Linked DNA regions of Mus musculus: region 2 is linked to region 1. Evidence: chromatin loops called from intact Hi-C (ENCODE). Cell type or tissue: heart. All regions are shown on one strand. Each heading gives the region's core, and the rest is flanking DNA. Links, peaks and the distances in the headings are about the cores only.

Region 1 (7,763 bases), core at 1,163-6,162:
GCCATGGATCCAGTGTTAACACTGTCATTTTGTAACAGCCTTTCTCTCCTGTAGCAAGCCTACCTTCACTCTCAGACTTTGTCCTTCCATAAAGAATTAGCATTTTAAAATGCAGTGCCACCTGTCAATGGGAATATGTCTATAAAGCCTAATCTTTTGATGCTGGTATATTGGACATATAACATTCAGGTTTCATTTTTAATTTTTAAACAATTTATGGATCTACCACAAAAAGCTAAGCATTCTCAGTCATCTGGAATTGTAAGTGAGCTTACTGGATGCTTTTCTGAGAACAACCACAAACAGCGCCGATTGCCAAGGTGGGCCCCATCTCACTGGCAGGGCCTGCTCTCCTGTGTGCTTTGTCCAGTGGCTTTCAGGAAGATGATGTCCTCGTGGGGATTTATTGTGCATAACATTTGCTAGGGTGACATACAGGTTTTATTCAACAATATCATAAACATTTAAAACCCTCAATTCAGAAGGTGTTCCTATTTGCTGCCGGTCTTTACAGGAAATTTATAGAGATGTGCATCATTTTGAATTAGGCTAACACCCAGTCTTCAAGGGAGTTTACTAGGAAAGACCTTTGTGCTTTATTATTGATAATTTGAAGACAAATCACCACTTGGGATTAGTTTTACATGACCAGTTATCAGATGGTCACTTCGAAATGTATAGTTGTTCATTATTAACAAATTATGGTTTGATTTTTAAACTACAAAGTACTAATAGTTTAGATGAAAACTGAAGAAAATGCCAATGTAAAATTTGTGTGTAGCTAGCCTTAATGTTCCATGTTTATAGTTGTGGTTCCAGCCCCCACTCCCGTTCTCCGGGGGTAGGGTAGGGAGATAAGACATGTATTGAACAGTAATTTTTGTTTTAACAGTCAGTATAGCTGTTATTACTGTGAATTCTCAAGATGGTCCCTCCCCTCAAGGGACAATCCTCCTATGAGTTTATCAGACATGTCGCTTCTGTGTCGCACAAATGCTTTATTAAAGTATATTCCTAAATTCAGGTTGAGTTGATGAATTTTTAAGACAAACACAAAATACGCATTGGACATTTGTACCCTGTTGTGTTTGCAGACACAGGAGCCAGTGCCATTATGCAAGAACTTGGCACTTGGCACGGTGCTCCAAATTAGTTCCTTCCTCTCCTCTCTGGGGTGGAGAATATCAGGCTAGTTACTGTGATGCCTCATTTTACATTGTGATGCTCAAAGTTCTTGTTTAAAACAATCCTCTAGGATCGTAACTGTTCAGTCATTATCAAGGGGAGAGATGACATAGTACCACTGAAGTGTTACTAGAGACCTCATCTGTGAAGGGTCTTTAAATTCTTTGCTTAAATTGCCCTGTAGCGGGGCACTTAATTTGCCCTGTCAATCAGATGTTTTGTTTCAGCTTATTGCTGTTGTTGTCAAAGATTTAAAACAGCTGTCGTGAGTAAGGGCTTCTTCAGATACTCTCCAATAATAGCTTTGGCATTAATATAAAAATAAGACAGTATACATGTGTATGTATGTCTCCATTCCTGTCTATCTGTCTGAGTGCCTCATTTTGTAATCATGACAATCCTATAGAACCTTAGATGGAAATGAGTGACTAAGGCCTAGGGGTGTCTGTTTAGGAGTGAATTAGAACACTTAGTGATGTGGGAGGTCGGTTTTCTATTACAGTAAACACCTGTACCCAGATCAATTTTATGTGTATATATTCAAAAATGCTCCCTTTTTTATGTGGTCATTTGTTGCCTTCCGAGTTAAGAGAACAGAATTGAATAAAGTGAATGTTAGTTGTAGCCTTGTTTTCTTTTTGGCTGTGTGTTTTCTTTGATGTAAGATTGCTTTTTAATTTCTGAAAGTTTGAGGCTGGTGCTGTGGTACATGTGTGTGGCCCAGCTAGCTGGGAAACAGGCAGGAGGATTGTTGGAGCCTGAGTGACAGGAAGGCCCCACCCCAAAAGAATATAGGTGTTTATAGTTGAAAGAAAAACAGTTATCTGAAGCTTGACAGTGGGTGGAAAGTGTTGCTGCAGAGGACACGTCTGCCCCTGCCCATGCACTGAATGGACGGAGAGCATTACTACTGGAAGGCGTGAAGCCCCTCCACCTGGGCCACAGGGTGACACTGCCGTGAGCCATCGCTTTGGGATGGAGCCTGATACAAGACACATCAGAAACCGTTTTATGTCATTGCCTACATGCCTGAGAAGGAAAGGGTTGCGTGGCCTTTTCTCCTTTATGATTGTGAGATCTTTCGGTTTTAGGGGCCATTTCTAGTTTTTCTAAGTTCAAGTTTTTCAAAAGCTTTCAACATTTTCCTCATCTCCACCCAATTAAATACATTGCTGTTTAATGTAGGAGTGGTGGAAATATGCTCTTTGAACCCCAGACCTCCCTCTTTAATCTGTGAAGTTGAAAGTCCTCGCCAAAGGAAACCAATACTCAAAACTGGTTATCTCCTGAAACACAGTGATTAGGAGAGTTGATGTGTTAAGTGACTGAAGATGTCTGCCTCCAAGGACCACAAGTGCAGAACAGATAGTAACCAGAAGATGGAAGAGAGAGCGAGAAGTCAGCTGCCCAAGCCAGCACACAGGACTCCCTCCGGGGAGACCGCTGAGGCCTAGCTGCTTCCTCAGTGGGCTCGTTAGGTCTGCACACATACACACCTAGTCCTCCATCAGCCTCCTGCTGCTACTCTGCAAGCCTTTAAAACCATGGGTAGACTGTCAGCAAGGCACAGGCCCCTCTGCATCACTTTATGTTGTTTAGCCATTGCGTTGGGTTTTTTTATTTTGTTTTGTTTTCTTTAATCTCCTTTGCTTATACAACCGTGCCTAAGACTTTCTTTCGGCTCGTTCATTTATGCTTTAGGATGTACTTGGAGGAGGAAGGAGCTTCTTGCTCAGGAACCACACCCATTTTGCTTAGGTGGCCATTTCCTTGCCATAGTGTATCTGGTAAAGCAGACACTTCCGTATGTATTCAGTGGATTCCACACAACGGGGCATGGATGCTGAAATTAAAAAAAAAAAAAAAGTGAAGTATTTGGACTGGTAACAGAATGAAAAGCAAACATTCACACTACAGATACTGTACAAACGAACTAATAGTAACTTATGTAGGGAAAAAAAAGGTCAATGTAGGCTAGGCTCACTTTTTTTTTTTTTTTTTTTTTAGATACAACAGCAAAATATAATTCACTTAAGAAAACAAAAGCTGAATTGTCACAATTTATACCTGAGACTTTTAAGAATAAAAGGAACAGACACCTGCACACCCAGATTGTTTTACAATCTTTTCCGCTTCACCAGTCATGTGGTGGTGGTGGTGGTGGTGGTGGTGGTGGTGGTGGTGGTGGTGGTGGTGGTGGTGGTGGTGGTGGTGTGGGTGGGAACAGACTTGTTGCTTCTTGAAGCGCTAAATGTTGCCCAGGCTGGTCTCCAATTCCCAGCTCAAATGAACCCCAGCCTTGCGAGTCTCGCAGTCCCCACATCAGATTTTAACTCTGTTGGTTTTACCCGATTGTGTTGTTTTTCTTTGGAGACCATGATAGAGGTTTTAATAAAAGTTAACCTACCAAGCTACATAATAGGCATTATTATTTACTCCTTATGCCTATCCCCCCCCTTAGGATAAATATTGCTAAGTCGTTAGAAAATCCTGTAGTCCCCAGATAAACGCTCATTTCTGTCAACAGTGTCTGAGAGTCCTTGTTTTCCCATTCTATTAACTAAATGTTTTTTTGCCAAGCTGCTTTGGTTTGGAAATGTGTATTCATACAGTGGGTGTGTGGACCAAATGGAGTCACACGCCAAGCCGAGACCCTGGTCGAGACCTCTTGGGGTTCGGATTAGCGCAACCTCCGCGTTTTAGGAAAACAAGCTGTTTTATGGCGCTCTCCGCTCTGTGGTCACTCGTTGGTCACAGAGGCCAGCCGGACGTCCGCCCCTTGTTTGCTGAGGCTGTGCGCATGCGCAGCTCGGGTTGCCTGGAGACCGCACGCCACAATCGCGTGCTCTATCCGCTCTGGGCGGTTGGGCCTCAGTTTCCTGAGGGGGCGGAGCAGTCCCTCCCCGCCGCCCGCTGCGCTGACCCTGCCTCTCCTCCCCGCAGCACAACGTCCCAGGCCGCCGCGGTCTCCCCAGAACGATGCCGCTGCCCGACACCATGTTCTGCGCGCAGCAGATCCACATCCCCCCGGAGCTGCCGGACATCCTCAAGCAGTTCACCAAGGCTGCCATCCGTACGCAGCCGGCGGACGTGCTGCAGTGGTCGGCGGGGTAAGGCCGGCCAGGGAACCTCACCCCGTTACCGAGTACAGACGCCGACGTTGTGGGTGTAGACTAACAAAGCTTGCACACCAACCGCGGGGCAAAAAGTGGCTCCGCTGAGTTTAAAAAAAAAAAAAAATCAGTTACAGGGATGTTATAAATGAAACCGCCCAGAACAACTGAATTATGCCCCCACCCACCCCCAAATGAGGCAGAGGTATGTGAAAGCTGCCACCTGAGAAAATTGTCCAGCACAGCTCACAGCTAGCGAACCTTCACACTCTAGAAACAAGGACAGGAACCCTTTCAAGGGCCTGACCATTATAATCTTAACACTCATTCTTTCGGTTTTACAAGAGAACTGTGCCACTTTTTAAATCACGAGAATAACTATTTTTAGCCAAAATTTGCTAACTTTCTCTGAACTATATTAGCTAAGGTGGTTTCGTTACTTTTGGCTGTTTTAACAACTCGACTTTTAAAAAACGACAGCTCTGGAGGTAAAAGCAACAAAACATCTGGAGCAGGCAACAGGCGTTTGGGGTGGCTGCTTCCATATCAGACTCGGCTGTTGGAACTTCCTGGCCCTTCTACAATCCGTGGGTTCTCTTCTGCCTTCCTCTCCTGAGGAGTCCTGTGATACATTTAGGAGCCATACCGTTTCTTCAGGATAGTTTCCCCCATCTAAAGTCCTTAATTGTGCAAAGACGCTTGCCATGTAGAGTACCTCTCACGGGGCTTCAGGGGACAGGACCTGGATGTCTTACTTAGCTCCGTCAGGGTCACCTGTGAGCCCAGCGGTCCCTTTGTCAGTTCTCTCAATAACCCCTCAGCGATATTACATATGCTCGAGCCTTAGAGAGAAGGGCTAGGGTGTCTTTATGAAAGTTTATTTGCACTTCAAGTCTCCGCCCCTATTGGCACATTTATTAATACTACAGAGAGAGTTTTTTTGAAGCCTTACACAAGAAATCCCTGATTCATTAGACTGCCGATGAGGGAACAACTATGAATAGGTGTGAATCCACCAAGCCACAGCATTGTAACCGGGGCCTGGACTTTTAGGTCAACAGTTCTGCATCTGTTTCTCTCGTGGCTGTCCGCACCACTCCTTAGCTCATTAACGAAACCACAGAGAGGAGCACAAAAGTCTTAGTAGTTATAGGTGGAGTTGACCCTAAAGGGTGAAGAGAGAGGGGGTTGCCTTTAATCTATTCAGTCTTCACTATCCATGTCCATCTATCTATGTTTCAGATTTAGATGGTTTCTGATAACTCATAGACATACCTGGTGCCCTGGTGCTTAATTTCATGTTCATCTTCCTGGCTACAAGTTCTTTGACTGTGGCTTAAGACCTTGCCTGGCACAAGGCCTCGTGCTGGCCAAATCCGAAGGGAATTCACTCAAGTTGTTGCCCCAAGCCATTTCTGTGCCTCCTTAACCTCCAGCTCACACATTTTCAGATTCCTAGAATGGAACTTTTTGGGGGGGGTGGGGGTGGGGGGTAGACCCAGGCAGAACTGGGAAAGATGGAAAGTGGGAAGCCTTTGTGTGTCTGCACCACTTAGAGGTGAATGTGTCGAGGTGTTTAATGCCAATTACCTCAGAAAGCAGCTGTTGAAAAAGGAATGACCTTAGGGCATGGGGTGCTGGAGAGATGGGTCTCAGTTAGCAGTATTTGCTTGCTTTCCCAATAGACCTGAATTGAGCTTCTAGCACCCATGTCACACAGCTCACAACCAGCAGTGGCTCCTGTCCCAGGGCCATTCACCTGTACCTACCCACACTCCTGTGTGTGTGTGTTACACATGCACACACATTTAAAAATAAAAATATTTTAAAACAATGAAAAACTTAGCATCAGACTCTGCTTTCTCTGTCTACATTTAGAAAGCACTCGGAGGAAGGAAACATGAGAGCCAAAGGGGAGATGAACACAGTTCAGTGAGGCTCTCTCTCCTGGCTCCCATGCAGGCTTTCTGTCACTTGATGCTTCCAGGACCCTCAAATAGCAATCAGCATGTCTGCTTTGCAGGCAGAGAAACCAGAGTGCACAGTGAAGTTCAAGGGGGTTGCTCAGTCAAGGTCCCAGGACTTCGGTGTGGTCAGCTGGCTTTGGGAGCCCCCCCCCCGGCCCCCCCGCATCTGCTGCGGTGTTAGGCAGCCTTGGGTGTGGCCTGCGTGCTGATGCTCTTCAGTGATATCTCTCATTCCAGGTATTTTTCAGCCCTGTCCAGAGGAGACCCACTTCCTGTAAAGGACAGAATTGAAATGCCTGTGGCCACACAGAAGACTGACACAGGCCTGACCCAGGGACTCCTGAAAGTCCTGCACAAGCAGGTGGGTGAGCCTCTTAACTGCACACGCTCCTGTTCCCATGCTGTGACTCTTGAAACAGATACCTGCCCTCTGTCCCCAGGCCTGTCCTGCCACATTCACATCCGACTTTGTTTCTTGGAAAGAACCCCAAGAGCTAGCTTTTCATGCATAGATTTTACTTTTATTTTGTGAATGTACATTGAAGGTGTGTGTGTGTGTGTGTGTGTGTGTGTGTGTGTAAACCAGAGTTCAACAAACCACCACAAATTGTTTCATGTTTTTTTTTTTTTTGAGAAACAGATAACTTGTTATATAGTCCCAGATATCCTCAAACTCGAGGTGACCCTCCTAACTCAGCATCCTGAGTGGTAGCATTACAGGTGGGCATTGCTCTAGTTTCAAAGTTAGGCTTGTACTGGGAAATATTCTGGACGGTAGGGAGCGTGTGCTCCATGTCTGCATACCCCTCTCTCCCCTCCTCCCCCTTCCCCCTCCCTCCCCCTTCCCCTCCCCCTTCCCCTCCCCCTCCCCTCCCCTTCCCCTCCCCCTTCCCCTCCCCCTCCCCTCCCCCTTCTCATCCCCCTCCCTCCCCCTTCCCCTCCCCCTTCCCATCCCCCTCCCCTCCCCCCTCCCCTCCCGTTTCCCTTTAAGTAATCCCTTACTTTCATGTGTGTGTGTGTGTGTGCGCGCGCGCACGCACATACACATACACACACACACTGGATTTCCTGTACATGTGTGTGCACAAGTGTGTGGTGTGTGTGTTTTTTTGCCAGAAGTCAACTCATATTTTTTTCTGATTTATTCTCCACCTTATTTTTTTGTCTTTAACTAAACCTGCTGTAAGTGTTTCTGCTCAGGTGGGAGGGTATCCTGGGACTCGGAAGCCCAGGAACCACACAGCTCTGAGGGGAGAAGGTGTCCCAGTGGAAGGGCATCTGGAGACACAGGGGCTAAGGAACCACCCAGCACTGAGGTGGGACAGTGTCCCAAGAGAAGGGCATCCAGAAACACGGAGCCCAGGAACCACACAGCTCTGAGAGGAAGCCTCCTGCTGCAGCTCCCAGGGGAAGGGGATCCCCAGCTGAGCTGAGGAGGAGCTGATTTTCCTGCTCAGGGATTGGTGGCTTTTTTCCCACCCCCTTTTCCCTGCATCAG
Region 2 (7,763 bases), core at 1,507-6,506, 230 kb after region 1:
CACACACATTTTCCAGTGAAGAGCAGCAGGCGGGTATACGTAGGACGGGCTGGCTTGCTGTTAGGGAGATGCGTGCAAACTACAATGAAATGTCACCTCTCACAGAAAGGTCTCTGCAGCACTGTGTCCTTCTGTCCTTCCCTCCCCTTTCTTTTGGCAGATCCTCCAGTAAATCCCACAGCTTGAAGAGTGACATCCAGGGAATGACATGGTCAGACTGCGAAGGTGCCAATCTCCAACAACTAGCTCTTAGGGGTTTAGCAAGTCACCTCAAACAGCTCCGCCAGAGATTTAAATGGCACCGTCCACAATATCTCGACATCGGACCATGGTAGCGAAAGTGCCGAGCACCTATTTACATCAGTAAAATGCTGGTGTGTTGTAACTTGGACCAGGTTCTAGTTACTGTTTCCTCCCTTCTGATTCTGCACCATCCAGCCCCCTGTGCAATGCGGAAGAGAGGGAGGCTTCAGGTAAGGTGGGAAGTGCACCCTGAGGAAATGCTTCTGGACCTGTTTACTGAGTGTCTGTTCCAGGCACTGTGGCAGCTGCCCCCTCCCCGAAAGGTACAGATGTTAGTAAGCCTGGAAACCAGAAGAGTAGGAGACAGTAGGTGGAGGAGCCATGAGGGAAACGGGGGCCCTGTAGGGACAGGGGAGGAGGGTCGTTAAAGAGAAAACATGAGAGCGGACAGCAGAAGAGCGGTGAGAGGATTTTATTATTTCCAATGAAAGATTTAAGCACAAGACTGGTACACAGCTTAAGCACTTAATGAAAGTGTTCCCAAAGTTTTTAAGGTGGTCCCTTTGACTTATGAACTGTGTTCTTGGCAAACCTTTATTCTTCGTGACTAGTGGGTGGCCGTTTCTTCTTTTAAAAAATATTTACTCTCCAGCACTGCTATTCTCTGGTGCTGCCAGACAGATAAAAAGCACCCTATGGCCTCCCTGACACAAACAGGCAGTGCCCTCGGTCTTTTTTTCTTTTTAAGATTTATTTTATTTATATGAGTATACTGTAGCTGTCTTCAGACACACCAGAAGAGGGCATCAGATCTCATTACAGATGGTTGTGAGCCACCGATTAGCTGCTGGGAATTGAACTCGGGACCCTTGGAACAGCAGGTCAGTGCTCTTAACCACTGAGCCATCTCTCCAGTCCCTGCCCTCGGTCTTCTGTGGATAGGGAGAAACATGCACACTAGGGGCACTGCTGAGAACCACTGCCTTCCCACCCACCCCTCTGGGCTCACAGGTCTAGCTGGCCTTGGGATATGCAGCATGTGACACTGACAGCTACTCTCCCGCCAGACTTTTGGGTCAGGTAAATGACCTAAGGTCACCTAAATTTATCTGTTTGATTAACTAGAGGAACAAACAGAGGCAAAGAAGCAAGAGATACAGCCCCAAGGCTGGGCCCAGCCGCGGGTGGCTGACAACCCCAAGGCTGGCCCAGAGATCCACCGTCAGCTACAGCCTCTAAATTCAGGTGAGAAACGCAGAGTCCCAGAGGAGCCCAGCGGTGTTCCTCAAGACTCTAACAATGTGCGCTCGTGGCTCTCTCTGCAGGCACAAACAATGTATTTCATTTCCAACCCAAAAGCCTGTTTACAAACTAAAGAAAAATCAGAACTCTCATGTCAAATTTCCCCCATGTGTGTTTTTCTTCCTCCGATCCTAAGATGTCCATGTGAATAGTCTCTACATGTAATTTAATTAGTGCTATTTTGACACAATGCCTTTCCAACAGCACACACTAATGAACTCCTTATCTTGGGAGAATCAGTCATGTGATCCTACTGTGCAGGCCACACCAAGCAGCTCAGAGCCTCAGGCAGGTAGACACAAACTACTCCTTTAGGAATTAAAGGTCAAGGTGTTCCTTAAAGGAAATGTTTGCTGTTGTTGTTTTGTTTATGTTTTTTTAGTAGATTTTTTTCATACAATATAGTCTGATTATGTTTTTCCTCTCTCCAACTTTTCCCCCAATTCCTACCCACCATACCTCTCTCTCTCTCTCTCTCTCTCTCTCTCTCTCTCTCTCACACACACACACACACACACACACACACAGAGTCCACAAAACCACAAACCAAAATACACAAGCAATACACTAGTAAGATTTTAAAAAATGCTCAAAGAAAACCACATGAGACAGGAAGTCTACAAAAATACCACTGAGTTCGTTTTGCGTTGGCCATCTATTTACTGGGGCATAGGGCCTACCCTGAAGGTGGTTTAATATACTCAGTGAGACGCCACTGGCGAAGCAAGCCGGTACCCATTGCGGACAGACTTGGTTAGGGATAGGAGCCAGTATCTTAAAGGTAATCTTTCCACAAGTTAATTTGTATTGTAAGAAGTGAGAATTGAACCCAGAGCCTTCCATACTCTAGCATAGTATCTTACACTGAACACAAAGACTCCCGTAGCTATAACTCCTAACCCCAGTTAGGCGAGTTGAGAAGCACTGTCATAGTGAATCAGCTTTGAAATACAGCATACTTTAAAGGCAGTTTCCTCTCTCCTCCTGTTCTCCAGTGGGGCCAGCAGCTGGAGAGTCTAAGTTTTTACTACAGAAAGATGGTACAGATGTGTCCCTACCCCACACAGTCCTCCAAGGTCTGCAGGGAGATGCCCTGGTTTTATACCACAGGAGACTTGGCTTCTAGGACCCACGGTTTCCAGGCTGGCTCTCTGTGGTGCTTCCACAGGTATCTCTGCCACCAGAAAGGGCAGTAGAAATGCCAACTCCTCCAGCCATGGAGGAACAAACAGGAACTGAGTGGAGGCGGCTGCCCAAGGCACACAAAGGTTGCTCACCATTTCCTAAGAGAGGTGGCTCTTTACTGGACTGAACTGCCAGTAAAAAGAAGTTTTGGCTCAGAAGTTCCGGGTTTGCTTTAAAAAAATACCGTTTTAACCACTTTCAAGAGGGAGTTGGATGCGAAAATTAAATGAATAAAGGAAGTCATGCCGGGTGATTAATGATCATAATTATTTCCGCTTCTTTGGTCTGTCAGTGTGAAATGCTGTCAGCCCACGATTAATCATCATGATACAACACTACCTTTTAATTGTTGGGGGTCTCCCACGCAAACATCTGTGCAATCTCATAAAAACTGCCTACTTTTGAGTTTTGACTTGTACAACTAGGGTGTCCCCGCCGGGGAGGGCTGGATCCCGCGACCCGCTCACCTGCACCCCGGGCCCGCTCACCTGCGCGCCTGCGCAGCACACAAGCAAGGGGCACCGGGGCACTGGGACCCCGATCCTGCCCTGTCCCCTCCCGGCGCCCCAAGACATAGTGCAAACCAGTCAGTACCGGCGGGCGGGTGTCCAGCTTTGGTCTCCAGCTTTCCTTCTGGAGGCGAAGACATGGCGCCGCTGGTTTTCGGAGGGGCGACGGCAGCCGCGGGGTGGGCGTCAGTGCGCGCGCGAGGACTCGGGGGAAGGCGTGAGGCGCGCGCTGCTCGGGAACGCGCACTGCCGCCCCGGGCAGGGGGGCGTGGCTCCAAACGGCTGCGTGGCACGGTCCCGCCCACCCGAACTCTGTGAGCCGCCTCGCCTCGCCCCGCCCGTCCTTGTGGAGCATGCGCAGCGGCCAGCGCCACGTACGACTCCAAGGCTATTGTATGGGAAGGATGACAGGGCGCGTGTGTACGTGAAGGGCGGGGCGGCCCTGCGACCAGCGAGGGGCTGGACCCGTGGTGCGTGTTCACTAGCCAAGCTGTCACTGAGGGAAGCGTAGCCTGCTGGTGGTTCGAGACCCCAGCGCGGGGTTTCGTTCAGAGATGGCAGCTCCTGGCTCCTTGGCTCACTTTGCAGCAAAACTTATCCGTTACTCTCTAGAACTCGCAGCTCTGCAAGATCAGCAGTCTTCTATCTTTAGAAAAGGGCCTGCCACCATCCCTTCCAGGCTGCACACGGATCTTAGACGACCCAGCTATTAAAAGAGGCAGGGTGCCACACCTCTCTACTCCTTCCTTACTCTCAGAACCTCTTGACTGATCTCTCAGAACCTCTCCCTGACCCCAGGCTGCCAAATCCGAAGGTCACTTGTCCAGTGCCTTTGATCTCGTAGGAGCACTGCAGACAGCTCTGGATGTTCTTTAGCTTTAGGGACGCCATGTCTCTGCCTTGTCCAGACCACCGTGGCTGCCATTCGGCTTGGCAAGCTTCTCTGTAGACTTGTAAATATTTGTATCTCCCGTGCATCATCCTTGGCCCTCTTCCCTACACGTTCCTGGGGTGCTTTCCACTGTAATGATGTTGGCGTCTGAGTAATTCATAAATTACTCAGAATTATTTAGCTCGCGGTTCTCAAGAGGCAAGTGGTTTGCAGGCTTGCATAGAAACAATTTCTTAGTCGAGGAGGTTTGAAGCCCTTGTGGCCATCAAATGCAACCTGTAGCACATACAACCCACAAGGCTTTTTTCGTGACAGGGCCTGGCAAACTAGCAGCTCATTGCTTATGGCTCCTTGACCCATATTGGTTGTTCTGATCCTTCTTTAGTGGGACAGGCCAGTTCTTCTGGTCTTGGCATCTGCTATTCCCATCACTGAGCACTGATTCCTCCAGATATCTACATGACTGACTCCTTCCTATAGTACAACCAGCTTGTGAAGTCAGCTGACCTGTGGGATCTGAGAATGTAGCCAAGGTGCCCGGCTCATGTTTCTGTTCATGTTTTTTACTGCCTCCATGCGATCAACCTCATCTGGCCGTCCTTATTTCTCTCTGCTCATTTACTGGAATTCTCCATGGACTGGACTGTCAGCTCCATGGAAGGAGAAGCCTGGTATATGGTTTTCACTTATATTCCAGGCCCTTAGCCATGGCAATCGCAAAAGACCCATATAATCCTGGAACAGAGAGGCAATGGGTCTCCTACAATGTTGTCTTAACAGAGAGCAACAAATGGGGCCTACACAGAAAATGGAGTGGATGCTTAGGATATAATAGTATATTCATTCACTTTCACTTGTGGAGGAGGCATGTGGGTGGGTGTGGGCATGTCCAGCCCAGTCTGTCACAGGTACAGTCTACATGTTGAGTACCACTCTGGGAGCATTCTATGCACTGGTGTCTACCGAACAGATTCTAGTAATGTTGACTGGTGTTAATTGAATCTTAAATGGTTCTAGGGATGAGAGAGGATAATTCATTTTTAACAAGAACATACACAGAGAAAGAGATAGAGAGAGGGGAAGGGGGAGCGGGAGGGGGAGGAGGTGAAAGAGTCATTTCAGTCTGGTGAATGTGAGCTGGGCCCAGATACCAGGTTTCTCAGCCCAGCAGCATTTCCTCCTAGTGCTGGCTGACTTCTGGGTAAGGGTTTTGGAGGACATTTCCTACTTTTCTCTAAGTAGGCTGTTTTCTAAACAGAATCTGGAAAGAGTGAAGAAGTCACAGAAGGTGCGAATTCTCCCTGCCATTGTCTGTTTTGAACCTTAGTGACGTCATTGAGCCCTGTGGTTTCCCTATCTGCAAGAAAGACATCGGAGGGCAGAGGGCTGTGCCACCCCCCCCCCCCCGGGGATGTTAGCTTCTCAGCACTCCCACAAACACCTGCAGTAACTTGCCTGAAAAGGAGAGATTCGGAGGCAGCGTACTTCAGTTTTCCACAGCTTCCCTTGCAGGAGCCACACCCTGGTTCTATCCCCACTGCAGAATTAAATAAATACATTAAAAAATAACAACAAAATCTTATGACCATAGCTTTGGAGATTCCAGTGCCTTCCTTACTGGCCCCATTGCTTTTGAGCCTGCAGCAACACAGTGGCTCCAATCTGTTCACCTCATGGCTGGGGGAGCAAATGAAAGAGGAAAAACTCAGAGTTCCACACGTCCTTCAAACAGATTCCTTCAATGACCCAAAAGTCTCCCGTTAGACCCCATCTTTTAAAGGTTCTCCCATCAACAAATATTGCCAGACTGGGTGTCAAGCCTTTGCCACGTGCACCCCTGAGAAACATTCCAGATCTGAACCATGATGGCTGCTGGTGTTGTGAGGTTTCCGGTTCAGTGGTGATGCGGTTCTGTATCATCCCAGTGACTCCTACAGCATCCTCAGATGTGGCTTCTCTGATGGAGACTGTAGGCACTGGGTCTGGATGGGGAGGCCTGAGAGAACCTTCTCTTTCCGTTGTCCAGATTGCATAGTTGAAAGTACTTGTAAACCATAGTACACTAAAGAATATATTTTTATTCCTGCACTGTTTTTTTTTTTTAAATCATCATGCATTGCCCCGCGTATGGCATATAAAAATGACTCTGTGTGTCAGCCAGATGAACACTGCTTCCTTTTTCCAGATGAGCCTCTACTTTCTGTCTTTCTGGGCTGCTGCCTTCTGGATGAGAGTTTTTATATTCTTACTCACCACACAAAATTCTTTCACATTGTTGTCTTGGCTCATAAAAGGAGGGTGGCTGTCATTCTTGACTTAGCTTCATAGCATCAAAGATATTTCTTTATTATACTATAGAAGATATAAATAAAATTAAGTATAATTGATTTGTTATCCACACAGGTTCCAAAAGTCAAAGAAGAAATGAAATTGTGCCATATATTTTACACACACACACACACACACATACACACACACACACACACACACACACACACACACACACACACACAGAGAGAGAGAGAGAGAGAGAGAGAGAGAGAGAGAGAGAGAGAGGCACAGAAGCAAGCAGACCTTGGGGGTTTCACTTGAGTTTCAACTTGCCCTTAGTCATAGGGCGAGAAGCTATCTGAGGGGTTTTCAGAAGCTATTCAATAGCTAATAAAGTACGTGGAGTCAATTCCAGTCTCATACAAACATAGTTTAGTAAAAGACATTTGAAGAAAGAAATGACCAACCTTGGCAAATATTCCTCTTATCTTTATCTGGAAGTTAGAAAATAGAAAAACCATAAAGAAGATGAGCGTCGTGGCACTATGAATACTGATTCCCTGCCGAACTTCCAAGGCTGTTGTCGATTATTTATGAGAGAATGTGTTTAGTGGAGAAATGAGGGCAAGGGTGTGGACAAATGACATTCCCAGTTTGCCCTCTGAGCCAGGATTTGACCTTGTGGAAGCTCCTCATGTAGTGTGTGATTATGATTCTGTATTGGTGGCAATAATACTTATCTTAGGGTTTCAAATAGTTATTCAATATTACAGCTTAGCATTTATCTTGCAGTATAAAATTTCTTACAAGGGTATATGAATTGCTATAAGTATAAAAATAAACATGACAAAGACGCTGAGGATAAAGAGGCTCTCAGCAAGACAAAATAATCTCAGGAGAGCCCAGAATCTAAAATTGAATAATAAAATATTTTTGTTACTTTGTTTTTAAAGAATCTATCCAGGAGACAGTGCTACTGAGACATGACTTTGCCCTTAAAAATACATAAAAGCCTTTCAGGAAGTTCTTTGGCTGTGAGCCCGTCGTTCTCAGAAACCCTACATGCGAGATGAACAGCATGAGGCCATAGAGATCACCATGACCTCTTTGAACCTATAGGGCTCTGCTTGGATTTTTCCTATGGGGACAGACTAGAGAGAAGTCAGTGGAAGAGATCTGTAGGCACACTAAGACCCTTCCCAACCACACGTCATTTTATGAACTCCAGAAAATGCATCCTCTGTGAGGCTCAGTGTTCCAGTCTTAACACGGAGAGAGTCACATGCCTTCTAGAGTGTCTCTGTGGGTTGACACTATGACACACTGGGGACGCTGTGTAAACCACGAGGATTGAATACAAG

What was found. A loop is a pair of places that touch in the nucleus more often than their neighbours do. Peaks named below come from ENCODE experiments on the same cell type or tissue, not always from the same donor. Only the 100,000 strongest peaks of a DNase experiment are listed, where the experiment ranks them.
Region 2: it touches region 1 in a loop (2.5-fold over the local background); 3 of 42 quality-filtered maps call a loop at or near these places.

What each region holds. Positions count from the first base shown.
Region 1 is chr15:31,449,945-31,457,707 of GRCm38, reverse strand. Ropn1l (ropporin 1-like) reads left to right here and starts at 4,019. Exons shown (of 5, transcript NM_145852.2): 1 at 4,019-4,295; 2 at 6,503-6,626. The coding sequence starts at 4,165. Marchf6 (membrane associated ring-CH-type finger 6) reads left to right here. Exons shown (of 26, transcript NM_172606.2): 26 at 1-1,809. Gm49208 (a long non-coding RNA gene) reads right to left here and starts at 4,037. Exons shown (of 2, transcript XR_003951491.1): 1 at 3,796-4,037; 2 at 1,349-3,028. In heart, for the core only: no CTCF peak of the experiment used is centred there; a DNase peak (open chromatin) is centred at 4,027; H3K4me3 peaks cover 1,683 bases; H3K27ac peaks cover 1,699 bases.
Region 2 is chr15:31,220,145-31,227,907 of GRCm38, reverse strand. It overlaps Dap (death-associated protein), which reads right to left and starts at 3,523. Exons shown (of 4, transcript NM_146057.3): 1 at 3,325-3,523. The coding sequence starts at 3,379. In heart, for the core only: no CTCF peak of the experiment used is centred there; a DNase peak (open chromatin) is centred at 3,567; H3K4me3 peaks cover 1,872 bases; H3K27ac peaks cover 1,969 bases.